Regions from separate parts of the Mus musculus genome. Here all the other regions are linked to region 2. Evidence: chromatin loops called from intact Hi-C (ENCODE). Cell type or tissue: heart. All regions are shown on one strand. Links, peaks and the distances in the headings refer to the core of each region. The heading gives the core; the rest is flanking DNA.

The links. Peaks named below come from ENCODE experiments on the same cell type or tissue, not always from the same donor. Only the 100,000 strongest peaks of a DNase experiment are listed, where the experiment ranks them.
Region 1: a loop joins it to region 2, with 6 times the contacts of the local background. A loop is called at or near these places in 6 of 42 quality-filtered maps.
Region 3: it touches region 2 in a loop (2.2-fold over the local background); 6 of 42 quality-filtered maps call a loop at or near these places.
Region 4: it touches region 2 in a loop (5-fold over the local background); 5 of 42 quality-filtered maps call a loop at or near these places.
Region 5: it touches region 2 in a loop (2.3-fold over the local background); 3 of 42 quality-filtered maps call a loop at or near these places.

The regions. Positions count from the first base shown.
Region 1 is chr14:103,785,154-103,791,699 of GRCm38, reverse strand. The region is part of intron 1 of Gm35197 (a long non-coding RNA gene); the gene reads right to left. Among named protein-coding and RNA genes, the nearest start is that of Gm35116, 9.5 kb to the right of the region's middle. In heart, for the core only: a CTCF peak has its summit at 3,952 (motif pointing left); no DNase peak of the experiment used is centred there.
Region 2 is chr14:104,024,764-104,031,309 of GRCm38, reverse strand. It overlaps 4930432J09Rik (RIKEN cDNA 4930432J09 gene), which reads left to right and starts at 4,168. Exons shown (of 3, transcript NR_045953.1): 1 at 4,168-4,383. The region is part of intron 1 of Gm41238 (a long non-coding RNA gene); the gene reads right to left. In heart, for the core only: no CTCF peak of the experiment used is centred there; a DNase peak (open chromatin) is centred at 4,029; H3K4me3 peaks cover 293 bases; H3K27ac peaks cover 555 bases.
Region 3 is chr14:103,774,794-103,781,339 of GRCm38, reverse strand. The region is part of intron 1 of Gm35197 (a long non-coding RNA gene); the gene reads right to left. Gm35116 (a long non-coding RNA gene) reads right to left here and starts at 2,421. Exons shown (of 2, transcript XR_874924.1): 1 at 2,235-2,421. In heart, for the core only: no CTCF peak of the experiment used is centred there; no DNase peak of the experiment used is centred there; H3K4me3 peaks cover 338 bases; H3K27ac peaks cover 543 bases.
Region 4 is chr14:103,814,037-103,820,582 of GRCm38, reverse strand. Ednrb (endothelin receptor type B) reads left to right here. Exons shown (of 8, transcript NM_001136061.2): 7 at 544-652; 8 at 3,383-5,968. The coding sequence ends at 3,517. The region is part of intron 1 of Gm35197 (a long non-coding RNA gene); the gene reads right to left. Among named protein-coding and RNA genes, the nearest start is that of Ednrb, 27 kb to the left of the region's middle. In heart, for the core only: no CTCF peak of the experiment used is centred there; DNase peaks (open chromatin) are centred at 3,492 and 4,842; H3K27ac peaks cover 447 bases.
Region 5 is chr14:103,884,733-103,891,278 of GRCm38, reverse strand. No RefSeq gene overlaps it. Among named protein-coding and RNA genes, the nearest start is that of 4930518C04Rik, 11 kb to the left of the region's middle. In heart, for the core only: no CTCF peak of the experiment used is centred there; no DNase peak of the experiment used is centred there.

The DNA of each region.
Region 1 (6,546 bases), core at 1,100-6,099, 240 kb after region 2:
CCATGGAGATAGAACAGTTTTACTCCCAGCATACAATATGTGCATAGAATGTCCTCCATAAATATTGTACGAATAAATAGACATTGGCTACAGTAAGAATTGCTATCAATATAGTGGCATGCTTGCATAGTCAAAATTATTTCACTAAGAAATGCTGTTAATAAATACAGAATTGTAAAGTAGTTTTAAAACTGAGAACATCATAGGGGTGAATACATTTTTAAATCGCTGTCCCACCCCTGCCCCCACACTGTCTGCTTCTCCATCCCTCCTCTCCCAGACTACAACTAATGCCAAGATTAAGCTTGAAATAAAAAGTCTTCTAACAAGAACATGGAAAGACCATGGAAAACTCATTCACACTAGATGACTATGTTAGTCACTTCCTCACGGCTATTACAAAATCCTTGACAGAGGCAAGGGAGGCTCCTTTGGACTCACCAAGTAAGAAGAGATGACGTCTGTTATGCTTGAGAAGGTATGGAAACAAGAACAAGATGCCATTGAACCCAATATCCAATCAGGAAGCAGAGAGAGATGGAGGCTGCAGCTCAGAGCATTTGACCATCTCACTCAATCTGGAACCCCAGCCCAGGAAACACTGCAGCCACAGGTCCACGTTCAGGATGAGTCTTCCCTCCAAGTTAACTCTATGAAAATGCCTTCATAAACATACCCAGGAATGTTTTTCCATGGCTAATCTAAATCCAGTACAGCTGACAATCAAGAGGAGCCCTTCCAGTGCTGGTGTGACCATTGTGGACTGATCACACATACTCATCAGTGTTGGCACCATCTGCAGACAGGATCCATTCTTCCTGTAATGAGCTTTCATTTTGACCTACACCTCAATTCCTAGGCTTTGTATTGAACCAAACTTTCAGAACCAACATTATAACAAGATTTGCTGTCTGACATTCTGAGTGCAGATTATCCCTAGGGCCGTTTACTTCAGTTTTTATTCAACCTGATTTCTTTAGGAACAAATAGCCCTGTTTTCAGGACTAGACACACGAAGTTACCAATATTGAACCTATGTTTCACTATTGCCATTGTCTGCCTTCTGAGATTACAGCATGTCCCTTTGTCTAGGAATTATTAGATTACTTTCTCAACACTGAGACTCAGCTGAGTCCCCAGAAAGTTCCTGACACACATTAGGAGCAATATATATCATCCTGGGGTTATTTTTATGTGCTTATATTTCTTGGCATCTGAAAGGTAGTGATTGGAAACATAAAAGAAAGTAATGAATATTGAAATATTAAACAAGTGGCATAACAGTATGCACTTTTACTATTTAACTTATTTGCCTCTAGAAATGTTGATTTTGAAAGAAAGAAAGGGAGGAAAGAAAGGGAGATATGGGGGAGAAGGCCAGAGTCGGAGAGATATATGGAGGTCCTTAAGCTACTTGTCTAATAAAATGAGAGGTGAGGAATGCAAACTATAAAGTCAACCTGGGTGTGCCACAGAAATCCCAAGCCACATGACCTGCTGTAGAATTCTGGAGGAGGTGATGTTTAAAATCATGCAAAAGTTGCTTTAGCTGTAACTTTTTTTTTTAAGGCTCACAAATCTCATTTTTCTACCCTGGGGTATGATGTTCAGATTTCTATTCTTACGACAAAGATGATAGCAAGCTCTTGAAGTCAGATCGGTCCAATCTACCAGCAGCTGTTACAAATTTCAGTTACTCAGGTCCAAAACCAAATGGCTGTCCATAATACCAACTCAAACTCTACGCTGATGGTGTCATCAATTAATGCTAACTCCTAGTGATGACATAGTCATTGAAAATGTGTAAAGACGGGTACTGTCTACAATGATATTTTGCTGTAACAAAGGTATAGTAAAAATGACCAAACACTTTATAAGTCCCACAAATCACAGAGCAAAATTATTTACAATGAAAACAGCTGGCAACACAATTTTATGTAAAAAGTAAAAGATCTCCAGGTCATCTTTTAAAGGCCTTGGCATATTAAGAAATCTAATTTCTTACTTACAACTTGATTAAATTCAGCTGTGAAATCTAAACAACGTTTTTATAATTTACACTTCTTACACATTGGGTAATTATATTCGGATGCAATGAGCAGATGATAAAACCTTTAAATGTGTCTGAAAAATTGCACCATAAAATTTTACTATAAATATTTGAAATGATCTACCACCATATTGTGTGTTGCTGATATTGAAGTGACTTTTCCATTTGTCTATTTATTCTAACAAGACTTTAGAATTTCAGTACGCCCAGGAAAATGAGTGACAAAATAACTTAATTTGGGGGGGGGGGAATGAAACTTGCCAAAATCCCATTGGTTCCAGTAGTGAAAACTACTGAATTATCCCCCTGAAGGTTGCACTCACCCTAGAAGATGGCTTTGACCCTTCATCCACGTCCGCAAAGTATGAATTCTTTTGTTATAACCTTCAACCTATTCCCCAGTCCTTGACCCCATACAGAAAGATATGCTTTAAAACAGATCCCCCAACTCTCATAAGCATCCTCTTTTATTCTAAGCTACCAAAGTGCTCAAGGATAGAGTGCTCCTTACTGAAGTAAGTAGTAACTCAGTTTGGGAACTGATCATGAGACTCTGCAGTCGAGTGCTAGCCTAGCACACATGAGGCCTTGTGTGTGTCCTCCATAAATGTGAGCAGGCTCTTCATTTACCTAGTCACCTCAGGAGTTTGTGGACTCGGTAATTAACACACAAACTTTCAAATCACCTTACTTCATAGAACAAAATCAATAATACTCAGCCCACGATTCTCATTATATATGGCTCTCAAGGATGTGTCTTGTTGGATAAAGTAAACAAACCTAATATAAAAGCTTTTTAAAGACCCTACATTAAAAATAAAACATCTGATAACCTTTACGGCATATGAAGTATTCTCTGAAACCACTAGAGGCTATTCGCTGTCTCAGTCTTGGTAATTTTACCTAGTAATTTTCTTGTTACAACTGTATTAAAAAGTCTACGTTTCTAACTTTATTAAACTCTTTGCACAAGAAATTTTAAGGGTCACACTTAAAGCATCTTATGTTGAGGCTTGATCTGTTGCTATATATTGCAATGCTAAATCCTGGCCCTGGTTGCCTCTAGGACAAGAGAATCCTCACATACAGCAAGTGGGCAGAAGAGAAGTAGGTGGGATTTCCATTTCCAGGTTTGTGGTCTGAGGAGAAACCACGAAGGGAGAAAGGAGAAGATGTCATAGGGTAGGTGAGTCATGAAAAGATGGCCATGAGGGCTTGCCAATTGGAGTTAAGAGTAGCCCAAATGGAACATGGCAAATCATAACTTGGGGTTATTGATAGAGACGTAGACATGATAACATGGAGAGTAGATAGCTGCAATAATGTGTTTCTTGCAGGCAGCAAAAAGAGATTCTGTTTTCTAATTCTATCAGCTATTGTGTGTCTTTTGATAAGTGAAATTAAAACGGTGGCACTCAGATTTATTACTGATATGGTATGTATTGTTCTGCATCATTTTGATCATTCTCTGATGTTTGGGACTTCCTCGGTCTTCTTAGTCTAAGTCCTCCTGGCTTACATGGTTTGGATCAGAAATCCTGTAGTTATTCTAATGGGCCTGCCTTTGCATGTGATTTGTCCATTCTCTTTTGCAGCCTTAAATATACTTTCTCTGTTCAGCACATTTAATATTTTTACAATATTATACCATTGGGGTTTCTTTTCAAACAAACAAACAAACACCAACTATATTTTATTTTACATGTGAATGTCCTGCTAGCATATAATATGTATACCAAGTATGTGCTTGGTACTCAAAGAAGTCAGAAGAAGGCATCTGATCCCCAGGAACTAGAGTTCCAGATAATTGTGAGCCATCATGTGGGTACAGAGAATCAAACCCAGGTTCTCTGAAAGAGCAACAAGTGCTTTTAACCCGGAGCCATCTCTACAGCCCCCTTGTGGAGAATTTCTATTTTGGTTCTATCTACTTGGCATTCCATATAATCTGGTATCTAGATAGGTATCTTTCCCTAGAGCTAGGAAATTTTCTTCTATGGCTTTATTAAAATATATTTTTATGTCTTTCGAGTGAAATTCTTCTCCTTATATGCCTATAATACATAGATTTTATCTTTTTATGATGTTCTTACAAAGTCATTGTATGTCCACTCATGCATTTAATTTTTTTATTATTAACCTTGACTGAATAATCCAATTCTCTTTTTTGTGTTCATATCATGATATTCTGTATTTCACACATAATCTATTCTATTGACGAGGCTTCCGATAAACTCTTTGGTAAACTCTGTATTTGACCTACTGAGCTTTTCTTTTCCATCATTTTAGTTTTGTTTTTTAAAACATAATTTAAAAAGAGTAAAGTCAATAGAATTTATTTAATCATTAACAAAAGGTTATGACAATAATAAGACTTGCTCAAAAAATTTTGGAATGCCCATACACTGTTGTGACAGAGGCTCTGCCATCTTGTATTCGTGCTGAGTCCATTTCAGGTTTAAGTAGAATTTGATCCTCTTGATGGAGAATCCCATGGAACATTACCCAGCTCTGCTTTAGGAATCCAAAATCAAGATGCCCAAATTAACTTATCTCTGGTTCTGTTAAACCAGTAGCTTGCTTCTGTGAAACTCCCCCGCGATGGCCAAACAAGATGCCAGAGTGTGGGTTTATGTTAAAATACCCCATGCTCTGGATGCACAGGGCCACACCTGGATCCCCAAACACCTGCGTGTAATCCGAAACAGCTGGAATAGAGACTTCCAGTAGGCTGAAACTCTGTGTCTGAGTGGTCATCTCTGGTAAGCTCCCCATACTTTACAAAAATAACAGGAATAACTACATGAGTGTACAAATGTATTCATGTTTCGTTTATATTTACAATAGAGAGAATTTGATAAAATTCATCTGTATTCTATGGACAAAATTATCTACTTACGGTCACTTTTACAAATTTGTAAAAAAAATTGTGTTTTTAATTTGCTTAAAGATAATAAAATAACAAATAATCCAATGGGGTATATTGTGTATACTCAACATTTTCTGTACATTTCTTTAGGTTGGGAGGAAGGAAAATATTACTTTCAGTATAATATTAAGGAGAAAACCTAGTTTCCTAATCCATATTTGCACATATGATTTTATAGGAAAAGACATGAAATATGAAAAAGGTGAAGAGCTTTCACAGTTTTATTAGTCACTGTAGTGCGAACTTCCCATGGCCTCAAGTAAGCGTCCCTCCATCCCTCCCAGTGTCAGTCAGGGCTATCTGGTCTAATAGGAGAAAGAGCAGTGCCTATGCCAGGTCTGAGATCTCGCTAAAGCTTTGAGCTTCACACCTGCTCAGTAGAGATTGTCCAACTCCACCTGCAGTCACTTCTGAAAAATGGTCCTGAATCCGTTCACTTGATTTCCTGATTCTTCAATGGTTTAATCTCAAAACCAAATTTTGACTGCCCCAAAATTTTGTGTGCATTGAAATTTTTTATTATTGGAAAATTTTTACTATTCTAAATCCACTAAATTCTCAGAACAGTTTGCTTTGCTTTAAGCTCGTCTTACTATTTTAAAACTGAAGTGATAAACCCTTCCTGCTATTTCTGGCACAATACTTGTAAAAGTCCAATGATTATTTTTGTATATAAAGGAAGATTTTTTTATGTCTCAGGAGGTATAAGAATTATCTGAAATGCAAGATTGGATCTAACTTTTTTATTAAACTTATTAATTGGCACAAATACTTTATCTATTTTTATAAAGCCCAAAACATTAAAACAGGATCAAGTAACATATTAGGTATTAAAAGAGGTACAGGGAGCTAGAGAGGTGTCTCTGTGGTCAAGAGCACTGGCTGCTCTCTCACGGGACCTGGGTATGATTCCCAGGACCCACATTCCAGCTCATAACAGTCTGTAACTCCAGCTCCAGAGGCTCTGAAGCCTGTTCTGTCCTTCAGGGGAACCAAACATGCATCATGTGATGCACAGACATACCACGAAGGTAAAATAACAATGCTCACAAAAATAAACAAATAAATTTTAAAAGGTAAATAAAGTGCAAATAGACTGAATGCTTTATGAACAATAAAAAAGACAAAAATCAATGCATTCTTAATTAAAGTGGAGATAGTTTGCTGACAGATGAAAAAACAGTTTGGCAGATTGAGATAGAAGTCAGCTGTACGTGTCTGCTACGATTATGCTCATAGAAATGACGTAGGTGGGCCGAGTTCTTTGCTCCGTAAGTGGCTTATGCTGAGGCTTACCTGAATCTGCTGTGCTGATGTAAGAGGACCCTGCTCTGGTTCCTAAAAGGATCTACAGTTTATTCCTATCACTGCTAACTTCTGTTATTTACCAAAGTGTCTCACATTTCCGGACTGTCTGTGCCTATAGCAGCCTGGGTAGTACAGGAAGAGGGAGTTTACGGTTTAGGGGAAGCAACAGCTGTTGAATGTCTTAAGGAGGGAACCAAGAACAAAACAGACTTCTGGTGACCATGCAAGCAAGCAAGTCTAAGAGATAAACTCCTGGTGA
Region 2 (6,546 bases), core at 932-5,931:
CTGGATGCATTTCCCAGCAACGGAGAAACCAGCGTCTAACTCAGAATGCTCGGAATGTCATCTGATACTACAGAGAAAAGAGCGATATGGGTTTTTTTTTTTTTTTTTTTTTTTTTTTTTTTTTTTTTTTTTTTTTTGCAGACACACAGTAATAAAATACTTGAGTACGTTCTGAAAGGGGAAAAGAGCCACAGGGAATAGGCAGGGGCTTGAGACCAGTAAGAAGATTTAGACTCTAAACCAGAGGCTGGTCTGCACACTAGAGGCAGAAAGAGTCCCAGAAAGGGAAGATTAAAATGCCTCCGAATTTGGCAGTCATTCAGAGCAGGGTTTAGTGTTCTTTGGGTGTTTGTGGGTTCGTGTTCTTTGAGTGTTTGTGGGTCCTATTGTGTTTTTCTGACCTATATTAGTGCGGTTCCTCAGAGCACAGCAGTGGAGCGCTGCAGTAACGTTGCCCCATGGCTTAATTTCCCAATTAAACTTAAACAAATTTCTCAAATGCTCATAAAACCCTTGGTGGCAAGATCGGTGCACCTGAATATTTAATTATTTGAATGTCAGTCTGAGACACAGATAATTGGCAGCTAATAGAAAACGCCTAAGACCTGAAAACAAAAGGATTTTTCTATAGCTGATGGGGGAATAATTGAATAAACTTATTAAAATAAAGTCAGATTTTTATCTTAAATAAGTAGAAAGATTCTAGAATGCTGGAACAAATTTAAAATGAAAAGAAGGGATAAAATTAGTCCTTAGTGGCAGTTATAGTCTAGATCCTGAACGTTGGCTGCACTTAAATAATAGAATTAATATTAAGAGGCTATCTTGTGTCTGTCTTCAGTGTAGGAGAATTAGCTAATGGGAAAAGCCAGGGTCGATCTAACTGAAATATTCTTCTCGCGTTGGTTATAAGGTTTCCACACATGTAAATACAAAACCAAGTCAAATAAATATGTATCCCGGATAGCGTTTTACAAAACAGAAGTTAATCTGGTGAGCCTCATGCATCGGCTTAATTACATATCGAGAGAAATAGCTGGAGATTTGGCTGGGAGTTGAGAAGCCAGAGGTGCGGATGAAAGAGTTATAGAGCTCAGGAGAGGTCCCAGTGGGAGGCCCGTGGAATTAGTCTTGGTCTCAGCCTTACTTTACATCTTAATTACTGATTTCAAAGAAAGGCTAAACTGCACATTAACTAATTTGCAGATGGTCCTAAATTGGCAAACACTGGGAATTGCAGATTAAAAATCTAAAGGGATTTTTTTTTTTGAGGTTTGAAATGGGGATCACTGAAACGCAGTCCTTTCAGTAATAATAGCTAGGATGATAATGGTGCCGATAAGCCAGAAAGAGTAGCTCAATTCTTTTGTGGGGGCGTCATGAGGAAAGGTGTGAGAGGAGACGGCTTCTGAAGACCTAGGGCAGAAAAGCAGATTGGAAACTGGGCGCACACTGACGCAGATGGGAAGAAGAACGGAGACCGGATGTTCTAAAACCCTGCAAAGGCGACTGCTGGGATCTGAAGTCAGCTCAGCCCACTTCCTTACAGAGGTTCAGAGAAGTGACCCACACCCCATCACCAGCATGCATTCGTTTCTTTGCACCCTTCCACTCCAGGAGTGGCTGCCTTTTACTTGCACATTCACATTGCTATGCAGTTATAAAATACCTTCGAGTCTCTAACCTATGTAAGGAACCGAAAAATTAAAGAACAAAACGAAACACAAAAGCAAACAAACAAAAAACACTATGGACATCTCTGTTTGCCTCTCATCTTCCGTGGCCTATGAGTGGTAGCAGAAAGCAGATGTGGTAAATATACAGTGTCAAAAGCCACGCTCCCAAACAGGTGATGGCAGGGTTCATGGGATGATGATAATTATCAATGTACAAACATCTGTAACAATCTTTAGAGAAATCCGGAGAGGATAGAAAGGAATCTAAATGAGTAGTTCTCGGCCTTTCTGATGTTGTGACGCTCTAATACAGCTCCTCGTAGTTGTGGTGACCCCGCTCCCCAACCACAAAATTCTTTTTATTGCTATTTCATAACTATAACTGCTACTGTTATGAATCACAATGTAAACATCTCTGTTTTCCACTGTGAAAGGGGTGTTGAACCCTAGAGGGGTCACGACCCACAAGTTGAGAACCACTGCTGTAAATGACGGTGGATAAAGTCAGCATAGACCATATTACCAAGATGTGAAGAACATCACTGAGTTCAGCATCAGCGGATTGGGAAGGTGGGAAAAGAAGTGAAGCTGAAACAGGGAAATCATTTCTGTAGAACTTGGCCCTCGTCTGTTGCCCCATCTTCAGCACTGTGTCCAGTTAGCATTGTCTCCAAATAAAGAATGCTTTATTACTCCCCAAACCGTGGAAAATCCCCTACACCCTGGAATGTGTCAAGTAGGTTCTGTACCCTTTTCTTGCAAGGTGGCAACCTCTTAGCTCTGGAGCCATGACAGCAGCTTACTTGGGTAGAAGAAGGAAAACTAAAGGTAGTTGTTCTTTCCTCCACATCAAGGAAGGGCAAATTGCATCATTGATATACAAGATAAGCAGAGCCTGCACTATACTTGGGCTGTGCAGTTACTTGAGGAACTCCAAGTGGCAGCTGATAGCCCTGAGGCAAGGCAGTTCCTCTAGGCACCCTTCCCTGCAACAAGCCCTGCATACCATGAGAACCATCAACAGTAGAAAGAGGACACGAAGACCCCAGACCCCAGGAGGACTGCAGCCTCTTCCGGGAGATCAAGACGCACAAAGTGCACAGGAAGAACAGGAGGAAAAAGGAGGTAACAAATATTCCCAGGGCAAGTTAAAAAAAGAAAGGCAATTGCAAACCCCAGAGAAAACCAACAGAATCCTGGTCATGGAAGCCACTGTCTAGCTGAAATTCATATCAAACGTGCCTTGAGTTTTAATAATTAGCAATGCATTTTAAAGGTAATCAGCTTGACTTTGAACATATGTTTCTTGGAGTGAGTAGCAAGTGAAGCCGAGAGAAAGGAAAGTGGCATGAACGGACAGCGTGGTCCAACAAACAAGAATAATCATGGCACAAGGAAACATCGATTAAACACCGATTTTTCAGATCTTCTCACCCCTGTCTGTCAAAATACGAAAGACTTGGTTACAATTGATGGAGATATGTTACTTTCCCAGTCTTAAAGATCGTCACATCCTGAAATAGCAATTGGGCTTTTCTTCTACAGCAAAACCAGTTCGCTCAAAAATGCCTGAGGCGTTCTGCACATTATGCAAAGAGACACCATTGAGAACAAGGAGAATAGACTCAGATATGAAGAGACTCCAGTGATGTAAAAAAAAAAATTAAAGCTACCATTAAAAATGTGGAATGGCTAGTATATCTTCATACTTTGAAATATGAAGGCAAGACAGACTTTAGAGATTTTATTGGTCAAGAAACGGAAATGTACAAATATCTCAGCTCTGCATGACATGCAGGGATACAGGCCAGGCAGTGATCCCCAGCGCACCTGCTGCACTGCCGGCAGCTGTAGACCACAGCTCTCTTGAATGGGTCAGGCCTGACACATGACAGACCCCCAACTGCAAGGGCAGCGGGGGTTTTGAGACAGTGTTGCAGCAGCTAAACTGACTGGTATCCCTCTCACTTCTGTCTGCCCAGGGTTACAGATAAAATCTGAACAGAGCATGGAGGCAAGGCGGTGCAATCGAAATGATCGCCCACAGATCCTAAGTCATTTCTGGGGCTGGATCTCAGAAACAGATTCTTGAAGCTGTACTGTGTGGGATTGCTCTAGTCCAGAATCCATTGTTGCCCCGACTTCGGGAAATAGTTTCTCCAGAAAATTCTATGACCCTTCGTGTTTTTAATTTACGCGTTGAACTTTTTCAGACATCGGAAACGACGAGAGGAATCTTGCTTTTGCAATAACAAGCTGATGTTATATTTAGCTGTTGTTCTCAGAATAAACAAGCCAAAGCTTTACGTACAAAAGCTGCACATCCTGTTTACCACCAGTAGGGGGAGCTGTAAGAACTCTAAAGCTCCCCCCACCAAGTGCTGAGAACAGACTGGGAATGGAAAAAGTTACAGATTAAATTAATCACTTCCCTACCTCCCTCTCCCCCGCCCCCCAAGGTTTGTTAAGGAGGAACAGTGAGTTTCTTGAAGAACATTGGGCTATTATATCCATTAAAGCAAGAAAGAGTATATTTAATTGTTTCTGGTTTAAGATGTCCCTAAAGTGATGTCTGCTTTGTTTTCTTCTTCCAAAATAAAAAATGTTGATTTTAGCCAGGCTCCTTTCCATTGACACGCGCTACACTTCTGGATGAGAATACAGAAAATGCCACCTTTATCTTCACCTAAGACCACCTGGATTCCAGGTAGGACCCTGAACCTCTTTCTCTGCTCCCCTCCTCCCAGAACTTTGCTACCTGTTGCTTCAGGGCAGCGTGGGCATTGTGAGTGCTACACTGACTGCAGCCAGTCTCTCACCTGAGCACATTATGCTTCTTCACTCTACCATCACCCGTTCAAGGGAGGGTTCTCTTTGGCGTGGGTTTTGTTCTCTCTCTACTTCTTAGAAGAAATGATCAGAATTATTTCTAAATTCTACTCTTTCCTGCTACTTGAATTGATAAGTTATGACACCAAGAGTGAGCTGAAGTGCTGAGAAGCTAATAAAATTTGTTTCTGTAGCTAAGAGTGATTTCCTTGTCTTTATATCTTTTCTTTTTTTTTTCTTCTTTTCTTTTTTTATTTCCTATTTTGTGTGAAAACATGGTTTTCTTTGATTTTCATGTGAGCTAATTAACCTCTTTGACATCTTAGTCCAAACACTTTCCAAAGTCTTGTATTTTATTTTTGCGTGTCTAGTCATGGATAAGATGCATGATTTAGAATGTAATGTGACATTTGATCCATATTTTGTCCATAGTTGTCAATGGGATTATCTGATTTATTGAACAAATACACAATAAAGATATTTATCACTAAGGTCATAAAGAAGTATATTCCAGTACTCAGAATTTTCAAAAACTGTGTTGAAAAATTACATTTACCAAATCTGTTATCAAATATAACTAGATAAGAATATTATCTTCTCAAATATAACTTAATAGAAATATTACCAGATAATTTTTACTAATATGTTTTTTTAAGTATAACTTTTAATTGAAATATCTCACAATTCTTCTTTCTTTTTTTAAAAAAAAAATGTTTCAACTACTTTGCACTAGAAATGAAATCTAATGTAGGCCTATGGAGTTTTAAAAGAAAACCTTGGGTCAACATATCCTGCAGGAAGGTCTAGATGGTTCTCCTTAGATGCAAACGGTGTCTTCAACATGGATACAGTATAAACAAATACTTTTTTAAAAGAAAAATGGATTTACCATTGCGAACCCACGCGATCAGTGATAGAGCTACATCTCTGTCTGAGTTCCCGGGTGCCAGTGGCCTCCAGATGTTATCTCAGCAATACAAATTGAGTTCCCTAAGATGACACACAGCTCCCCATCCATGAGATACCCCTCAGAGAACAGTGTGTATGGAAGGGGGGTGTACACTAAAGAGATTGCCAATATGATAGATCCATTTTAAGGGGGAAGATTTTTTTTTAATAAGAGAGAGAAAATATACAGCAGCACCTGGGAAGGCTCCGAGCAGATTGCAAGAGAAGTAAAGTGGACCAGCAGACTGGACATGGCCAGGGCTATCCGCAAGAGCCCAAGAGACCCAGGAGTACAGACATCACGGTAGCCAGAGACAGTGGGCTCAGAAGAGAAACCTTGCCTTACATTAAGAAGACACAGGCGACTCGAGCCCCGGGCTACCTTGCCAGCAAAGTCTTGCCCAACACCCGCAAGGGCCCACACGGGACCTCCCACGGGATCCTAAGACCTCTGGTGAGTGGAACACAGCGCCTGCCCCAATCCAATCGCGCGTAACCTGAGACTGCAGTACATAGGGAAGCAGGCTACCCGGGCCTGATCTGGGACACAAGTCCCTTCCGCTCAACTCGAGCCCCGGGCTACCTTGCCAGCAGAGTCGCCTGACACCTGCAAGGGCCCACACAGGATTCCACACGAGATCCTAAGACCTCTAGTGAGTGGAACACAACTTCTGCCAGGAGTCTGGTTCGAACACCAGATATCTGGGTACCTGCCCTGCAAGAAGAGAGCTTGCCTGCAGAGAATACTCTGCCCACTGAAACTAAGGAGAGTGCTACCCTCCAGGTCTGCTTATAGAGGCTAACAGAGTCACCTGAAGAACAAGCTCTTAACAGTGACAACTAAAACAGCTAGCTTCAGAGATTACCAGATGGCGAAAGGCAAACGTAAGAACCCTACTAACAAAAATCAAGACCACTCACCATCATCAGAACGCAGCACTCCCACCCCACCTAGTCCTGGGCACCCCAACACAACCGAAAATCTAGACCCAGATTTAAAATCATTTCTCATGATGATGATAGAGGACATCAAGAAGGACTTTCACAAGTCACTTAAAGAATTACAGGAGAGCACTGCTAAAGAGTTACAGGC
Region 3 (6,546 bases), core at 927-5,926, 250 kb after region 2:
ATGTACTCACTGATAAGTGGATATTAGCCCAGAAACTTAGTATACCCAAGATATAAGAGACAATTTGTAAAACACGTGAAACTGAAGAAGAACGAAGACCAAAGTGTGAACACTTTGCCCCTTCTTAGAATTGGGAACAAAATACCCATGGAAGGAGTTACAGAGACAAAATTTGGAGCTGAGACAAAAGGATGAACCATCTAGAGACTGCCATATCCAGTGATCCATCCCATAATCAGCCTCCAAACGATGACACCATTGCATACACTAGCAAGATTTTGCTGAAAGGACCCTGATATAGCTGTCTCTTGTGAGACTAGGCCGGGGCCTAGCAAACACAGAAGTGGATGCTCACAGTCAGCTATTGGATGGTTCACAGGGCCCCCAATGGAGGAGCTAGAGAAAGTACCCAAGGAGCTAAAGGGATCTGCAACCCTATAGGTGGAACAACATTATGAACTAACCAGTACCCCGGAGCTCTAGACTCTAGCTGCATATGTATCAAAAGATGGCCTAATCGGCCATCACTGGAAAGAGAGGCCCATTGGACATGCAAACTTTATATGCCCCAGCCCAGGGGAATGCCAGGGCCAAAAAGTGGGAGTGGGTGGGTAGGGGAGTAGGTGGGGAGGGTATGGGGGACTTTTGGGATAGCATTGGAAATGTAATTGAGGAAAATACCTAATAAAAAATATTAAAGAGAGAGAGAGAGAGAGAGCAACGAGGGGCCAAGCAGCCCCTTTTATAGTGGGCTAGACTATCTAGCTGTTGCCAGGTAACTATGGGGCAGAGCATACCTGCTATAGTCAGATAACTGTGGGGGTGGAGTCTAGCCAGAATGCCAGAAGCTTGGGACATTGTCTGTGTGACTGATAGTCACACACTTCTCCTGTGGGGGCTGTGGGGGCGTGGGGGCGGGGTGGGGTTGGTGGCGGTAACTTCAACAGGAGCCAGGGGTCCAGGAGACATGATCGAACACCTTCCATCCCGTGTAGGTGTAAGTCACTGCCCATCGGGTTCCCGGAGTTCCAGACCTTTGCTCGACTGGAGACCAGACTGTCTGTGCGCAGCCCACTGCCCCACATCAACTGACAATTTAAAATTAGGCTTCACACTAACCTCCTCCAGCTTCTAGCTTCTAGTTCTCTGACCTTATTAAGTTATTTAATCTCTTTGAGCCTTAATTTCTTTCCTAGAAAAGCGTTCAGTGTAGTTTGGACGAGTTCCTCCCAAGGACTTAATGGATGAAAGTGTGGCCCCCACTCCATTAGGCTAATGGGAAGTAGTAGGCATCTTCAAGAGGCGGGGCCTAATGAGAAGCCTATTGGTCATTGGGCTATGATCTTGAACAGGGTTGTTGGGCTGTGGTCACTTCCACTCTTTTGTGTATCCCTAGCTTCGGGGTACCCATATTTTCTTCCCTACACATTCCTACTATGGTGTTCTGCTTCAGCACGGCCCAAAGTACAACAGAACCAACTGGTCATGTCAAAAGAACCCATTTTTTTAAATTATTATTATTTATTTCAGTAATAGAAAGCTAACTACCACAAATAGAAATAATAATATTGATCACTCCTCAAGATTTTTATGAAGATTAAATACGTAAATGTAACATGTGTGCCATGGTGCCTAGCCTGTTGTAAGTATTGTAGTCATTAAAATTAGTAGCAAGAGACCACAGAAACAAAGATCCTATTTTCAGACTGCGGAACTGTGCTTTGGGTAGCTAGCTACTTAACTATCATATAAAATAGAGGCCGAGCGTAAAAAGCATCAGTGTAAACTTCCCACCCAGTTCTCCTAACCTCGAACCTGGCAGATGGCGCTAAAATAAACAATGAGGGTGCTGGTGAGATTCTCTATACAGACAGATTGTCTCCATTCCAGCATTTAAAGATACTTACAGGGCTAATTTCCTGGTGAGAACCCGGAAAACTCCAACTCTCTTCCTTATTCATTCTACTCTCCCCTCCTCCCCTCTCTAAGACAGACACACACACACACACACACACACACACACACACACACACAAGCAGTACTCCTCACAAGCCATGTAAATGAAAAGAAGCATTTAATAGAATGATAGCCCACCCAAGGGAAAGGGGGAATAAAGAAAGAAAAGAAAGAGAGAAAGAAAAATGAAGAGAAGGGAAATAGGATGAAATCTCTGGGAACCCAATGGCTGTGATTGGTACCACTTTCTACCCTCCCCTCTGCTCTCCACCACTCACAACACGAGGCGATTATCGGTGAGTTCTACCGCAGCGCACCTGCCAGTTTCCTCCAGAGCACATGAAGATGGCCAGAGCGCTACTTATGTAAGAGCTTCTTAGCCTTCTTAGTTTCTCAGACTTCTGAGTCTGAATGAAATCCACAGTCTCTCCCCCTTGCCAACCTTCTCTTTCTGTTTATTTCCAAGAAGAATTAAAGCGCTTTAGCCTGTTTGATTTTGGAAAAGAGTGCCCTTTGATAGAGTGGAGTCCTGTCTTTGACCCCAGCAATCATCATAAGGAGTGTGGCTAGTGCACTTTTAGAGAGCTTGGCAGCCACAAAGCCAATCCATTGTTAAATCAGAACAATAAGGACATTTATCCCCTGAACAAGACAGTATTAGACTCAGCCATTTAGATGGACAGGAACGAACAGGGCACTGACTGTATTTGGCTTGGAAAGAAGTGTCTGAAAATTAATCTTCAACTGGCCGGAGAAAGGGGGATTCCATGCAGCTCAGTTTCGTTTGCCCCAGTGTCCTTTCCGAGAGTGAAACAAAACGTGACTGTAATCGTGGTTTATATTAGCCTTCCGAAGGAAACTTGAGATTAACTGGGAGATTTATTTATTTATTTATTTTTACAGCAAAACCTTCATAGCAAATTCTGTGGGGTAACAGATGCAAAATAAGCCAATAAGCACAGTCAAAACTAATAATCCCAAGGGAGTCGCACCAAGGAGTTCCACACATGCGTTTGCGTTTGCGTGGGAGCTTTGGCAGCTGGAGCCGGGAAGAGTCTCCCTGATGCTTCCCTGCCTGCCGCTGAATCTCCAGAAAGGGAGATGCTGTGTCTTGTCATCACAATACCTCTTTCTGTTAAATGGTTTAAAAAATGTTTGACAAGCTCATTACAAAGCTAGCCAAGGAAGGCTTCTCTTCCCTTCCAGGGATTAGAGTCTGGAAGCCAAGCCGCAACACCGGCCTTTGTCAGCGATTCAGGCCACATTAGCAAACGAAAGCGTTTTACAGACAGACTAGACTCTGAAGGAACACTGGGGCCTTTGTGGCTGCTTCTTCACACGGTGCTAATGGACATTTCACTGAGGGAAAGAGGGTTCACTGAGGGAAAGGGGGTGCTTCCTTGTCCCTCGAACTTTGCTTGTCTTCAGCCTAAGACCCATGCCAACTGAGTTATTTCTGGGGCCAAAGTTTGATTTTTACAAACAATTATTTACAACCTTCATTGTGGTAAGATAGTCCTCTCATCAGATCACAAAAGGCTAATTCTCTGATTTCTAATTAATTGGGAAGAAGTCAGCTAATGTAACAGTCTTTTTCTCAAGTGCGTCCACCTACACAAAGCTGTTAGCCAAACTGCAGCACAAAAAAACAAAAACAAAACAAACAAAAAACAAAAAACAAAAAACAAATACCCAAAGCTTCAGACAATGTCCACTGGGCTCAAATTGAGAATTTCTCCACAAAATGAACAATGCTACAAGAACGGATTCTCAGGCCAGTTCCCCTTTCCTCTTTCACTTGGCTTGCAATTATCTTCCAGAGGGCTAGTTTCTGAAAATTAACCCTTTCTCACCCTTTGCTGCTTCCTTCATGCCCTTACATTCTCTCCCTAGGATTCTAGCAGCTACTGACTGAGCAAGGAAACACCAGTCGTTGCTCATGGCCCTGTGAAACAATCTCCTTTGGAAAAGGTATAGTACCACTCGGTCTGCAAGTTAGTTGTTTGAGTGGATTTTCTCACATCCAAATGCAAGAGTTGACTCACTCTCTCTGGATCACATACTCCTTACAATCTGAAGGCCTGTCATATAACTCGTAGGCACGACATAACTGGATAAGCTCCGTAGTAGTTGAATGACTGGATTGAAACATTACCTTGTAGAACAGCAGTCCCGACCTGTGTGTCATGACCCTCTGGTGGGGCTCTCAATCAGATCTCCTGCATATCAGATATTTACATTGTGATTCATAACAGTAGCAAAATTACAGTAATGAAGTAGCAACACGAATAATTTTATGGTTGGGAGGTCACCACAGCAGAAGGAACTGTATTTAAGTGTCACAGCAATAGGAAGGTTGAGACCACTGCTGTAGAAGGAGGGGGGTGCCAATTTTGTAGCTGTGTCAGTCATGCTGAGGTGGGCTTTGTAGTGAGGAACTACCCTAGTCACTCATGCTTCTAAAAGGAGTCCTCACTGATGAGTTTGTAAGCAATCCCAATGAACTCATCAGCTCAACACGGTGGGCTTGGGTGGAATCAATTCTGAAGTCTGTCACTATTGTTATTGTCTGAGGTGCTAGAAATAACCTCATGAAAAGTGACACAAGAGGAAAAGGAGAAGGGTGGTTTAGTACTTAAGACTGTCACTCGTGCAAGGATTAGAGTTCAATTCCCTGCAGCCCACATTTCCCTCTAACTCTTAGCTCCAGGGAATTGGACATCTGACTCTAGTCTCTGTGGGGACATGTATATACATACACATAAGTAAAAAAAAAAGAAAATAAATCTTCAAAAATAAAAGAAAAAAATCACAAAACTACCATGGGGACATTTAGAAGTTGGATGCAAGACGTCTTATTTGTATATATGTTTTCAGGGTTGGCAATTTGTTATTGAAAAATCAAATGATGTGCTCCTCTGTGGGATACTATTTCCCCTACTTTCAGCATCTTTTAGTTGCCTGTAGTTCTTATGTATAGGGTTGAGGCCTCATGGGCTTTTCCCAGTACAGTTTAGTACGACCATTAGAGTTGTCTCTGTTCAGCCCATGTTTGGACAGTTGTGTTGGTGAGACTTCTTGGGTGTAGCTTCTGGCATTATTAGGAGACATAACCTCACAGCAGAGTTCCTGATATTCTGACCTTGGCAACATCACCACCTCTCCTGCAATGTTCCCGGGGCTTTGGATGCAGGGGTGTTTTGTAGAGGTATCAGCTGGGAATAGTTCTACCACTCTGCATTTTGATTGGTTGTGTTTTTTTCTGTAGTGGTCTCCATCTCTTGCAGAGAGAAGTCTACTTCATGAGGGGTGAAGATTACCCTTATCTGTGGTATAAGGACAAATGTTTAGATTGTTGTTAGGGATTATGCTGGCTTAATAAAGTAGTAAACGGATGTTTTCCACTAATATCTATGTCTTCACTAACACTCACTGAGTAGTTAGCTATACCAATCATAGTTTTCCTCTTGTTGAGCAGGTCTTAAATCCAATTAGAGAGCTGTTGGCTATGTGTTCCACTACTATACCCTTAGGGTTATCATTATACATACAAATAACTGAGTAGGTTATATTTAGGAATGTGTGTGTGTGTGTGTGTGTGTGTGTGTGTGTATTTAATAACAACTAATTTTTAAAGGTCATGGATTTGGAAGAGCAAGGGGCACACAGGAGAGTTTGAAGGGAGGAAAAATGTTATGATATAATCTCAAAATTCTTAAAGCAAAAATATGTAGAAAAATACTTCTTTGACAAACTGTTTATTTGTGACTATTAATTGAAACAGACATTTAATGTTTGTGTGTCCAAACACAATGTACTTTAACTTAATATTCTATAATTATTTTCAGCCTTCTAACAGAATTCAGTCAATTGAATTTCCTTACTTGACCCTATTGCTTGCTCAACTCTCTTAAAAGTTTGCCTAAGATTTCAGAGTCATCTTTAAAATAAATGATTTTACGAAAATGCAATACTTGCAAGAGCTTCCAAAAACAAACTTAGTGGAAGATTCTAGATTTAAAATTTTTCCCCCAAACAGACTTATCTCATTGAATTCAAATTTAAAGTCACTTTTAAAATCCCTCCTCTTTGGGGTGTCTTCTGTGTATTTTCTATCTGCAGTGGAAGGAATGGAGGCACAACTACATGTTGTAAGGGCCACAGCAACAGGCAGAACACCCTTAGTCTCATGAACTTTAACCTTCTCAACTCTGATTTAAAACAAACAAGCAAAAAGATCATTGGGAAAACAATGAAAAATAATTCCAGAACAACCTGGTATGAAGCAGAGTTGAAGTTTATTACTGATTTTAGTCATAGATTTTAATCACAAGGGTTAAGAGAAAGAAATGAAGGCTCAAAATAAAAGATGCACCTCAATGCACAGTGTGGGCTTCCCTGAGAAGATAACAATTGTGTGGGTATCTCAAGGGGTTACTGGGACCTTTTTTCTTCCTCCCTTCCCCTCTTTTTAGCATATAAATGAGATTGAATGGTGGCTCTGGAAGAACCTTGAGTAGGATTATAATTTAATTAAATAAAACCACGGGGGGGGGGGGGGGACACAACTAGGTTACTGGGGGGGGGGGG
Region 4 (6,546 bases), core at 787-5,786, 210 kb after region 2:
CCTGTGCTAACTTAGATTGAAAGAGAGAGAATAGAAACAATTATGGAATTGTCATCCAGCTGCTTCCCCATTATCAATCCATCTAATAGGCAGAAAGAATACTATTTTCTTATCCACCGAGGCCAATTAAGACCGATTTTCGATTGGCAATTGCTCTAGATGGGGTAAATTAGAGGGCCTGGAAAAGCCTTGGGAATGTAGGCACAGTCGTCAAAGTGATGAGTGACAAGATGAAAAGTGTCAGATCGGAGACATCAATGTTCAGATCAGTCCTCCCTCGCTTCCAAATGAGAATCTTATTTTTAAAAGAAATGCTGCATATTGGTGGTGAAGGTGGGATAGGGCAGTGGAGATGCCAAAGACAGACGGAGAAAGAGACAGGCAGGCAGAGACACAGACAGGCACCTCTGCTGGTAAATCAGTGGCTAAATAAAATTATTGCATGTAGGTGATTTGGGCTTTCTTCATAAAAACATAAAGGTGCAAGTTAAATACACACTTGGAGGGATGTAATCTTTAAAGACAACTTTGGGTTTCTTTCAGCTTTTTGTTGGTTTTGGACTACATTGGTATCAACATGGCTTCTTTGAACTCCTGCATCAATCCAATCGCTCTGTATTTGGTGAGCAAAAGATTCAAAAACTGCTTTAAGGTAAGAAACTCTTCTAAAATAAAATGTTTCCTGTGATCTGGCATCAAATATAGGCTTTAAAAAACACACCAATATTGCTATCTAGAGAGAGCTGGAAGATTGCTAATTTTCCCTGCCTTGCGATATATGTGATGGGTTGGGTTTTTTTGTTGTTGGTTTTTTTTTTTTTTTTTTTTTTTTTTTTGGTTTTTTGTTTTTTGTTTTTTGTTTTGTTTGTTTGTTTGTTTGATTGGTTTTGGTTTTTTTGAGGCAGGGTTTCTCTGTATAGACCTGTCTGTCCTGGGTCTCATTTTGTAGACCAGGCTGGCCTCGAACTCAGAAATCTGCCTGCCTCTGCCTCCCAAGTGCTGGGATTAAAGATGCATGCCACCACTGCCCTGCATATGTGATGTTTGTAAATATCACTTTTGCACTATAGGAAATATTTGCTTATAAATCCTTGACAATAGTAAGCCATGCCCTGATGCCTTAGCCACTCACCAGTACTATTAGAATTGTGTAGCTTAATAAAATTACATATATTGATAATCACTGTCATGTAGTCAGATAAGAATGAAACCCAGTTAGATGCAGTGTTCCTCTGATCTTGGTAGACTTTTTTTTTTATTGTTCAACTACAATTTGGGTTATAAGAAAGTTAATCTCTTTTTCTCATGGACGGTGGGAATAAAGTCAAGGGCTAGGAGATGGCTCAGAGGGTAAGGGTTCTTGCTCTGCAGGTGGGTAAAGGTTCCAGTGCCCAGCACTGATGGGGAAAGTGGGGCATGCCGTGCTGGGTGAGGGGAAGAAAAGATCTCTCTGCTTTCAAGGCCAGTTTGAGTTATACAGTAAGGTCCTATCTTAAAACACCAAAGAAAGAAGGGCAGTGGAGGGGCGGGGGATATAAGGCATGGCTACCCACATGCCTATAATTCTAGTGATAGGATTTCTGGAGATTGGTAGGCATTAGCTTAGCTCCAGGTTCAGTAAGAGACACTGTCTTAGGGAAATAAGGTGGTGGGGGATAGATCAGGACACTCAATGTCCTCCTCTGGGGCATCACACACATCTCCCCCACCTCACCCACACACACATAGTAAGTATAAAAAATTAAGATCATTTCTACTCCATCCTTCCTCCCATCTATGTGTAGTGGCAATCTGCTACTCCATGTAGAATATAAGTCTACCTTCTTACCTCAGATGCTGGCAATATGACACCCATTCTTCCACTCAGCCATTCTCTCAATAATGCAACACCAAGTAAAATATGCCTCCCCTCGCAAGAGAATGGACACTGTCACTGGTATTTCATTATCTGAAAATCAAAATTCATTTCCTCGTAAACACTGAGATAGTTGAAAACATCCTTGCCCATTCATAACTAAGAAATTAGTGATGGAAGAGAACTTTTATCCAAACCAACTCCTTTCTTTACAGAACAGAAACCCCGCTAGTTCCCTGAGCATAGAGTTTATCATAACACAAACAGAAAACCTATTTGCTTAGACCCATAGACTATCATAAAACAAACGGACTGAACAGAGTTTTAAAAATTTAAAAACTCCAGTGAAAAGTGGAAAAATAAAATCAAGGTACTTGCATCCTTTATAAATTCATAGCACAACAATATGGAAAATGCACGCAAGAGTAACATGTAGGTTTCAAATAGCTAGGCAGTATTAAACTCATTGACATGGGAGGAAATGTATGTCAGTGTCAAGTGAGGAAAAGCAGATTATGGGGCACAGACACTAGTTACCTAAGTCTGAACACAGGCACGTGTGCAATTGTAGTATTTGTGTTCTCGAAGAAAAAATGTTTGACTTTCACTGTTGTGACACATCAAGAATCGATTTCCAAGTAAATAAGATAAAGTGTCAAAAGTTAAGGTGGCTTTCGGGGCTAAAGAGATGACTCAGCAGGAAAGAGCACTTGGTGAGCAAGCTTGTGGACATGAGTTCAAACCCAAGCTCCCCTGTAAAAAGCCAGGCTTGCCTGCCTAAACCTGTAACCCTAGCTTTACAGGACAGAGACAAAGAAATCCTAAAGACACCTGATCAGTCAGCTAGGCAGACAGAGTGAGTGAGCTTCAGGTTCAATGAGAGATTTGTCTCAAGAGAATAAGAGAAAAAGCAATAGAAAGAAACAACAGACACCCTCCTCTGGCCTCTTGTGTGGTGCGCGCACACACACACACACACACACACACAGAGAGAGAGAGAGAGAGAGAGATACACACATATACTAAAAACAATTAGTGACTGTTTCTTAAGTAATGTTAATTCCATAAGTTTTTTTTTCTTTGTACTTCATAGTTGCAAAAAATTAGCACATCCCACAAATGTGATCGCCTTTTCAATTTCTAAAAATTTTATTTATTACTATTGTGTGAATGCAAGGTATATATGCATCACATGATGCATAAGTGCTACTATGTGTGTGTGTGTGCATGTGTGTATCAGAATCTGTGCACACACACACACACACATGTGCATGTGTGTGTGCACATAGACAACTTTCAGATGTCTGTTCTCTTTCCACCATGAGTTCTAGTGCTCAAACATGTCTCCAGGCCATCTTGCTGGCCTTAATTGCATCTCTTTTTTAAGGGGGGGGGGTAAAGGGGGTATGGAAAGAGAGGGAACCGGAACCCCACACTTGCAAGGATAGTCAGAGCCCCAGCGCAAGAAGAGCAGAGCGGTGGCCGTGTGCCTGAGTACGCATGTAATGGTCGTTCTGTTTCATACAGTCATGTTTGTGCTGCTGGTGCCAAACGTTTGAGGAAAAGCAGTCCTTGGAGGAGAAGCAGTCCTGCCTGAAGTTCAAAGCCAACGATCACGGATATGACAACTTCCGGTCCAGCAATAAATACAGCTCGTCTTGAAGGCAAGAACACTCGCCGAATCTCACTGTCCTCATTGTGGACAGATACCATTAAAACAAAATGAAACCGTTGCCAAATCAAAATGGAAAAAACCATGCTAGCAGAAAGGTGTGCGCGCGTGTGAGAGGGATTATTTTTAACTGTTCTGACGCTCAACACCGGATATATTCACGGGCTGTTTACAACCTAAGAAAGCTGTGGGAAGGAATGAAGCCCTCCTCCGTGGGGAAGCACTTAGATTCTTAGTCAGCACTTCAGCAGAGCTCTTAAAAGCCCCTAGTGCGTTCACATGCCACTTACGTTTAAAAAAACGAGAACTTCACTGAAGTTCTGTTCAGGAGTTTATTATCCAGTCCTATGAATCTGGATTCAAGAAAGCATGACATTGCAAAACAATTCTTAAAACGAAGTTTCAATTGCTTAATTTGAAACTTAAAAAAAAAAAAACTAATAAATTTTTATGCATACTATCATACCCACTAATCTGATTGTAACTATATGCAAAAGAAAAGGCAATATGGTTGGTAAACTTTTTTGGTCATTACCAACATTGAAATGATCAGAATTCGGGGGAAGAAAAGACAGCCTGCGAATGCCACAGAGAAAACATGGGAAAGCGTGAGCTGCTATGCCTGAGACTTCTGAAATTCCCTCACACATACTCTGCAGAAAGACACAAAACAGAACACTACCTATGATTTCTTTAAAGTTCTTTCAAATATCCTTTCATGATTGAAGTTTAAATTCCATGTGTTCAACTTCATCATCTGTAAATACTTAGCTATTAGCTATAAGCACTACACGTAGAGGACTTAACAAAGGGCAGGTCCCAGCGTTCGTAGCTTTCTGACAAAGAGATGCCAGTAACCCGGTTATAGACAGAATGTGAATTGCCCGGTGCAGTGTCCACATGGCAAAGAAGCAGGGAGCATCCTTTCAGCCATGCTGTAGAGAAAATGGTCCACAGCACAATATGATAGCGAAAATACCGTGGTTTAACGCCATAGAAAATAGTCACTGTAACCAGCTCTCTCGGAGGCATACTACCAACTTTTTATGTTATTCCTGAAAATAGCCAATAGAAAGGCGTTCTGGACATGGTGCTTTTTCTAAAACGTAGAAGCCAAACTGCTTCGGGGTCTGCAAGATCCTCCTCTTTGCGCATTCTTGTCTAGGTTTTTTTTTTTTTTTTTTAATCTCCTTCCACGACGTGCCTTAGGTTCACTCCGGATGAGCGGTGTGTGAAAGAATGCCCAAGAGAAAACTGAAGAGAGAGGAAATGAGGTGGGGCCAGAGGAAGCCCGTGGGGAAATATTCCCATTCTTAGCCCTGTGTTCGTCACTGCCACGTCATGTCGGTGTGAAAGGTCCTGGTTCGGCTCCAGCAAAACAAAGCGCAGCGTTCTCAGCGTGACTCGGGAACAAACCAAGCCCGAGAGCTTTAACCTTGTCTTAAAATATAACAGATTTTCCTTCCTTCCTTTTTCTCTTTCTTCTCTTCTCTTCTCTTCTCTTCTCTTCTCTTCTCTTCTCTTCTCTTCTCTTCTTTTCATAACCCAGGCCACATGTTGAAAATGAGCTTAACAATGCAGTTTTCTACCAAAATCATTGTGACAATACAATAAACCCAAACGGGACAATGAGGTAAAAAACCAAGAACAATACTGAATCCACGTGACACATGACTCTCTTTAGGAGTCACCCACAGTTCTTGTGTGTACAGATTGCTTTTTAATCATAAAGGACGCCCCAGATCTTCAATTTTAAGTTAGTTATTGGCTCCCCAGTAGTTTCACAGCGTGGATATATTTTTAATTTTTACTAAGTTTTAGATTGGTTTTATTGTTGTGTTCTAAATTCTTAAGTCCTAACATCTTTGTTTAACCCAGATGTTCCTTCCCTCTTCATGGGCAATAATCGTCCTGCCAAATTATGAAATGGCATAAGAATACTATTCACATAATATATACAATAAAACTATATTAAGTGGCTTTTTTATTAAAAATTTTAGCACACAGACCAAGGGTGATAAGAAAAAAAACATGATTCCCTTGCATAATTAAAACCAAGATAAGAGAAGGTACCATCTAATTTAAAGCATATTTTCTAACATTTAAGTAGCCTAATATAGCAATGCATAAAAATAGTGTTAACAAGGATGTTAGAGGTCAAACGATTTGTAAGTGACTTCAGCCTATTTTCTCCCAAATTATTTACTGCTATTTTTGGTCTGTGTTCAAACATTTTCAGTATTGATAATGTGCAACAGCCAAAGGAACACTGTTTTCATCCAAATGCGGGTGTGTTGTACCTAACATGCACTTGTAATAAAGCCGTGTAAAATAACTGTGTTTTGTTTTGCTCTGGTCACCTAAAGTGGCAGCTTGTGTCGTTGCTAACTTCTTGTTGAGTAAGCAAAACCAATAAACGTTCAAATGGTTTAAAAGAGCAGCTTATCTTTCGCTACTCATTCATAAATCCTAAGTCAATCATTAAAATGAATAGAGATGCTGTAACTGTGCCTGCTCCTTGCCGGCAGGCCCAGGAGAGAGGAGAGAACTGCTGGTCCCGCCCACCGGGGTCTCTCTGGGGCTGAGCAGGATGGTGAGTGTCCACAGCCCAAAGAAACGCACCGAGCTGGGAGTCTTGTTGAAGCAGGAACTCAACTTTATGGCATCAGCCTCTCTTAAATAAGTTCAGAACATTGGGAGGGGATTTTTGGTGGGGTAAGATGACATTGAAGACATGGAATGGTGACAGAGGGTATGGAGGGACTGACAATGGCAGAGCTCTACATCAGCAACAGGGCAAAGGCAGGGCCAAACAGGTCTTGCTGAGTCACTCTGATAACAGAAGTGACTGAGGCAGGTCACAAAATTAGAGCCAGGCTTAGGCTCTCCCACAACGCTGCAGAAACTCGAGCCAGGCTGGGGCTTATCCTCAAGGCCCAAACCAGGGCCAAAATGGGGCCCAACAGTAAATGGACATCATTTATGTTAAACACATAATTATCAAGGAAAGTGAATTTAA
Region 5 (6,546 bases), core at 954-5,953, 140 kb after region 2:
GGAACCTTGGCTTTACTCTTCTTTTTAACCCTCTACCTATTTTGCCTCGGCCTTCTTCCCTAGTCTACCCATACTCATCGGTTTTTCCAGAATGTTGCCTTTGATATATGTCCAATGTACTCCTCTGGATTCTTGCCAACCAGTTTCCTTCATTATCCAGAGAGCATATAGTTTATTTTCTCCATGAGCTTCCCTACTGGGTAGGTCTTCTTCGTCGACCTTTCTGGACACTTTTAAGATACTCACACCTCTCTCTTGCTCAATGGGTGGAAATTCAAGCGTGATACTGTAGTTCTGACCAACTTCCCCATGGCTGACAAGGTCATGGGACCCAGAGCGGAACCTGATAAGGCTCTTTCTAGACCAGTATTATTTCTGAATACTTGTCCTGATGCCCACAGATAAATGTTCTCATCTCTCACCAAAGAAGCTTCTTTGCAGCAGATGGAGACCATTACAGAAATACCAATCATGTTCTAATTTATTATTTTCCTTTTCCTGACTAGATTTTTAAAAGTTTTGTGTAATATGTTTAGATAATATTCATCCCCCTCTCCAACTTCCTGAATCCATTCCACTTCCCTACCTATTTAATCTTGTGTCCTTATTTTTTAAACCCTTCAAGACTAATTTATGCTGCCCAAATATTCTTAGATCTGTGATCTTCCAATGGAGGATGATTGATTTATGAGTGGCTACACCCTTAGAGAAAACTGTCTCCCCCTCTCCCAGCACCTAATAACTGCCCTCAGTCCCATGGTGTGCCCAACTCCTCTGTCCATCCTGGGATTCAGGCTGGCTTGTGTTTGCATGCTTTCAGAACCACTGTGAGCTCATATGTGCAGCTGCCCTGCTATGTCCAGAAAATGTCTTCTTGTTATCTAATACTTCTTGCTCTTGCATTCATTTTACCGCTATCCTTCAGTGATCCCCAAGCCTGGGGGTGGAAGGCAGTATATTTGCTTCCTTTAAGCCTGAGCATTCTGCAGTCTCTTATTTTCTGCACTGTAACAAATCTTGTTGAAAAAAATGTAGAGCAGCAGGAATACTCATCCATCAGTAGGGGTTCAAAACAGCACATTGATCAACCATTGGACGGTTTCATATAAAACTAACCATACTCTCCAAACATAATCCAGTAATGCTGCTTAACACACACACAAAACAATCAATCCTGGATGTTTACAACTTTATCTTCTTTAGCAACTGAACATGTTAAGTTCGGTTTGGGGCTGATGAGAAAATTTAGTAGTTAAGAGCACTAACTGTTCTTTAAAAGCACCTGAGTTCCCTTTCCAGGACCCACACAGAGCTTCATAAAACCATCTGTAACTCCGGGTCCAGGAGATCCAATGATCTCTCTGTCTTCTGTAGGCACTAGGCACACATGTGGTGCATATACACCCATGCCAGTATTCATACGAAGAGAAGAGAAGAGAAGAGAAGAGAAGAGAAGAGAAGAGAAGAGAAGAGAAGAGAAGAGAAGAGAAGAGAAGAGAAGAGAAGAGAGGGGAGGGGGAGGGGAGGGGGAGGGGAGGGGGAGGGAGAGGGATTAAGGTGTGGTAGGTGGGTTTATTATTATAATGCAAACAAATGAAATATCAAACCATGAAAATACACGAGGGAAGCTTAAATGTATGTTTATAATGGAAAAAGATCAATATCTAGAAAATCTGACTATTATATGGTATTCAGAAAATGCTAAAATTGTAGAGTCAGGATGGTTGCCAGAATAAAGAGTAAAGAGCAGACAATGCAGAGAGAATATTTAGTGTGGCAAAGTAACTCTATTTAACAGTACAATGACAGATGCTATGGGACTAGGATTAAAGGCTTTTTACACGGAAGGAATATTAATACCAAAGATATAAGTTTCAGGACAATGAAAATGGCTTTTCAAAGGATTCTCACTAGCAACCTGAAAAGGAGGTGGAACAGTATCCACAAGTCTTTGAGGGAAATAAGAGAATGTTCACAGGAGGGCTGGTTTGGGGACTGTGTACAGAAGTCAGTACTTCCAATGAGTCTGCACCAGACAGTCTGGTATTTTGACAATGACCAGAAATGACAATCTTATGAGGGCTTATTCATGTCTTAAGGGGAAAATGCTCCAGGAATGTAGAGCAAAGGGCACATCGTGGACTTAGAAGAAGAACAGTGATAAAGCAAGATGAAGACACCAAAGGCAGCAGCCTTGAATAAATGCATACAATACATGCATTCAAACCCACAGGATGTACCCAGAGTGAACCCTGGACTCCAGCTACACTCTACACCTCTTCTCAAGGTTGGCTTAGCTTTTTGTGATACGCATAAGATTTCTTCATGCAGCAGGAAAGCAGGTTTCTGAGCTAGATGGTGCACAGTGCTGTGTTGGCACCTCTGAACATTGCTACTTCTATCTTGGTACATCATAATGCTGTGATCAGAGTGGTATATGACCTACAAAATAAATGTAGTTATGTGGGACAGGAAGCTCAAGTCCAAGACATTGGCAGATTCATTGTCTGAAGTGGGCATTTTTCAAATCCACAAGCTTCAGTATATTCTCTGTCTTCACACAGTGAGAGGAGACAACCCCGACTCCTCAGTCACCCATAAGGTGTCAATCTCATTCTAGTGAACTCCCCCTCATGACCTAATCCCCTCACAAAGGCCTCACCATGAAATGTGACCACACTGGAGAGTGATGTTTCAATATATGACTTTGGTAAGGAGTAAAAATCCAGTGCATCGTAGTTTTTACCATCCAGAGGGACTTACACTCTGTTTGTTAAAATACATGTTTAAGGCCCAGGGAAAAGAACCCATTGGTTTATCTTGGTCCTGGTGATGAACATGGATAAACTGCTGTATTGTGGAGAATTGGCCTAACTGCTGAGAAGTTTACTCTGAGCCCAACACTGAGGTCAGGAAAGAGGGGATAGGCATCTTCTATGTTCTATGGTATCTATGTGAATTGCAGACATTCCAAGGAGGATGAAAGATGGAAATCCCACTAGAGTATGCTTCTGTCTCACCACTCAACTGCAAGGTTCTGACACAGTAGACTGACCCCTCCCCTACATTACCAGAAAAAAATGAAACTCATTCTTTGTCTTGCACACAGCATCTCTCATTAACTATTTGTCATTATTGCTTCTTTTAGGAAGTGTTTCCTCTTTGGTTTATATGATGTCACTCAGCACTAATAATCTCATACCTGGTAATTCCTGCATGTGATGGTTTGTATATCCTTGGACCAGTGAGTGGCACCATCTGAAGGTGTGGTCTTGTTGGAATAGGTGTGACCTGGTTGGAATGGGTGTGTCACTGTGGGTGTGGGCATAAAAGATCCTCATCTTAGTTGCCTGGAAGTCAGTCTTCCACTAGCAGCCTTTGGATGAAGACATAGAACTCTCAGCTCCTCCTGTGCCATGCCTGCCTGGATACTGTCATGCTCCCATCTTGATGATAATAGACTGAACCTCTGAACCTGTAAGCCAGCCCCAATTAAATGTTGTTTTTTATAAGAGTTGCCTTGGTCATGGTGTCTGTTCAGAGCAATAAAACCCTAACTAAGACACTGCCTATCATAAATTCATCCTGTTCCTCTTTCCCAAGGTTTCTATGTAATATAAAATCCCCTCATTTATGGCAATAGCTTATTGCAACTTGCTCTGCTTCTATACTTTGTCTCCTAATTGATTGATATGGTCAACACCGGGAAACACCAAGAGGCAAGATCACAGTGAATAGTTACATGTAGCTCACCACAAGATATTCAGATCTTCAAGATCAGCACCTCATGTGGCCTGAATTTCAGTCCCATTGTTGGTCCTTCTTTGATCTCTCACCTCTCTGCAGTCCCTGACAGAAATCTACAAGTCTGTGTCTCTTCGCTGAGAAAAGACACTCTTTGCTTCTCGTCTGGTCTTTATTTTCTTTTGGGAGTTTTTGTCTAACTAACTCAATATTCCTTTGAGGTTTGGTTCAGCATGAATATGTTATTCAACACATGGTCTCGGGGTGGATAAAAAAACTATATTTAGGGCTAAAAATTAAGCTATATTTTGCTTCTAGAAGTTCGTTCTAATCGTCCCCAGATGCATTTATAAAGATGTATACAATTAAAATCAGGAAAGAATAATAAGTTTATAGTGTAGGGCTAGCAGAACACTTGTCTAGCATGCAGAAGACTCTAATTGTAATCCCTACTACAGGAAAAAATAGTGATGCCACAGATTAGATGAAAATAATAAAGTAGAATCTCTGTTGGCATTCACCATGCAGAAATAGCTCTTGCAAATTAATAGTGAAAGGATTATGACCACAGATGAAAACAATCTTTAAAGGTCAAAGGTACATATGGATTTATCTTTTAAATCTAATAGGAGCTGAAGAGACAGCTCAGTAGTTAGCTTAGTAGTTAAGAGCACTTGTTTCCCTTGCAAAAGTCCAAGATTGAGTTCCCGGCACCCACATGTTTTCTGACAGCCATCTGTAACTCCAGTTCCAGGGAATTGCAACCTCCCACTTCTGACAGCCAAGGGTACCAGGTATGCATGTGGTGCATAGATACTCCCACAATTAAATTATTTCTTACCTCTAAATATGTAGTGTGGTCAGGTGGTGGCAAAGACCTTTCAATTCCAGCCACTGAGGAGGCTGAGTCAGAGGGATCACAAACACAAGGCCCACCAAATCTACAGAGTGAGTTCAAGGCCAGCCACAGCATGTTCCTGAGAGCATTTTTCAAAATCAGTTCTCTCCAATAGAGTGTCACTGGGTACGTCAACAAGTCCAGGGCAGATGCGGCTCCACAGCTTCTTATGTGTGCTTTTATTTGGTTACAGTTTGGTGGGTTTGTTTCTGCCCCCTCCCCAGAGGTTGTGATTTTATTTTGTTTCATTGGTTTGAGGGGGACGTTGTTGTATTGGGTTTTTGTTTGTTTATTGAGAAAGTAGATAAAATTGGATGGGTAGGGATGAAGAGAGGATCTGGACAAAGCTAGAGGAAGGGAATAATATGATCAAAATTTATTTAAATTTAAGAATTCTTTTGATAAGAATATAAAATTTAAATTCTTAAATTTGAATTGTTTGATAATAATAAAAATGAAAATAAGTAAACAAGGATATTTGGAGGTTCATCTGTCTGGAAAGTTCTGTCTGGAAGATTCTGCCTATTATAACTGGAGTGGTTCAGGCTTGAGTACAAACTCCTTTGAGTACAGCTTTCGACTTGTAGCTTAGTGGGCTTGAGGCTCGTGATTGTCATGATTGCTATTACCACACAGCAGTTCTTCTTCTATCCCAAGTGCTGGGATTAAAGGCGTGTGCCACCACCGCCTAGCTACACCAGTCCTTCTAATAAGGCACCCATATGAACACCCACTTCACAGTTTTTCAGTTGTTATTTTCAGAGTCATGATCAAATGCTAACTGTAGTGAAATATCTATCCCATTATTCAGGAAAGCTCACCTAACTGCACGAGGGCCTTTAAGGAATGTGTTTAAATTGTGTTCTTCATCTCGTATTCTGACAGAACTTCATTATTATTATTATTATTATTATTATTATTATTATTATTATTATTATTACCATCATCAAGTCAATACTGGCTTTAAAGAACCATTTCTCACCCTTGCAAGTATGGAATTATCCATTTGTACAAATTCAAACTGCCTTTTTTTTTTTTTTAATAGAAATAGCAATGGCCATGTAACAAGGGAGCAGAGGGAGGGAGGGCGTACTAACTGCTTTAAATACATCACTAAGAACGTCAGAGCATTTCCTTGCCATTCACCCAGCTATCTCTAGGGAAACACGAGCTCTGTGACACACTTACTTAAATTCCTGTCATTGTACTCTGTGTGTCAGTCTCTGCAGACTCAGGCTTACAGTCTATAGCCAGGGTTATCATCCACTGGGACACATGCTGCCACTGTCATACGGCTAATATCAATGACTTCTTTCCCCTTAGAACAGAAGAGACAAGAGATGTATGAACTCAGCAATAAATCAGAGTGAACCCAAACAACCTAGCGGTGGAACAAATCCTAGCTGGAAAACCAGAAATTTCCAAAGGAAACAATATTAAATATAAACCCTTTCCTATGTGTTGATAGCTGTATTTGTTTCAAATCTCTAAGTCATTGAAAGTGATGACATATCTCACTTTAGAACATGCCAAATGCATCATTTCCTTCCCCTTGCCTACATCCCGCCCCCCATACACACAGTGAAGAAAAAGTTGAAGACAGCGTTCTCCAAGATTACACTCTGGAACTTTAGTTTGGTTTATCTGAATGAAGGTGTCTCCTCTATTCCATTCAACAGTGCTTTCTCTGTGAGAATTCTGCATCTGAATTCTGTTGATAGCTCTACATATAAAAGACAGATATTGGACGTCATGCAAGTCTTGTCTTAACCAGTAGTGATTTGGTCATGTGTCAGGATTCATGCATCTTACTTTCATGAGAAATAATGGATTGCACCAGTTAGTAGGAAAACCTGGCCTTCACAGTCTGATGATTCCACATGTGAATAGAAACTGATCCTGAC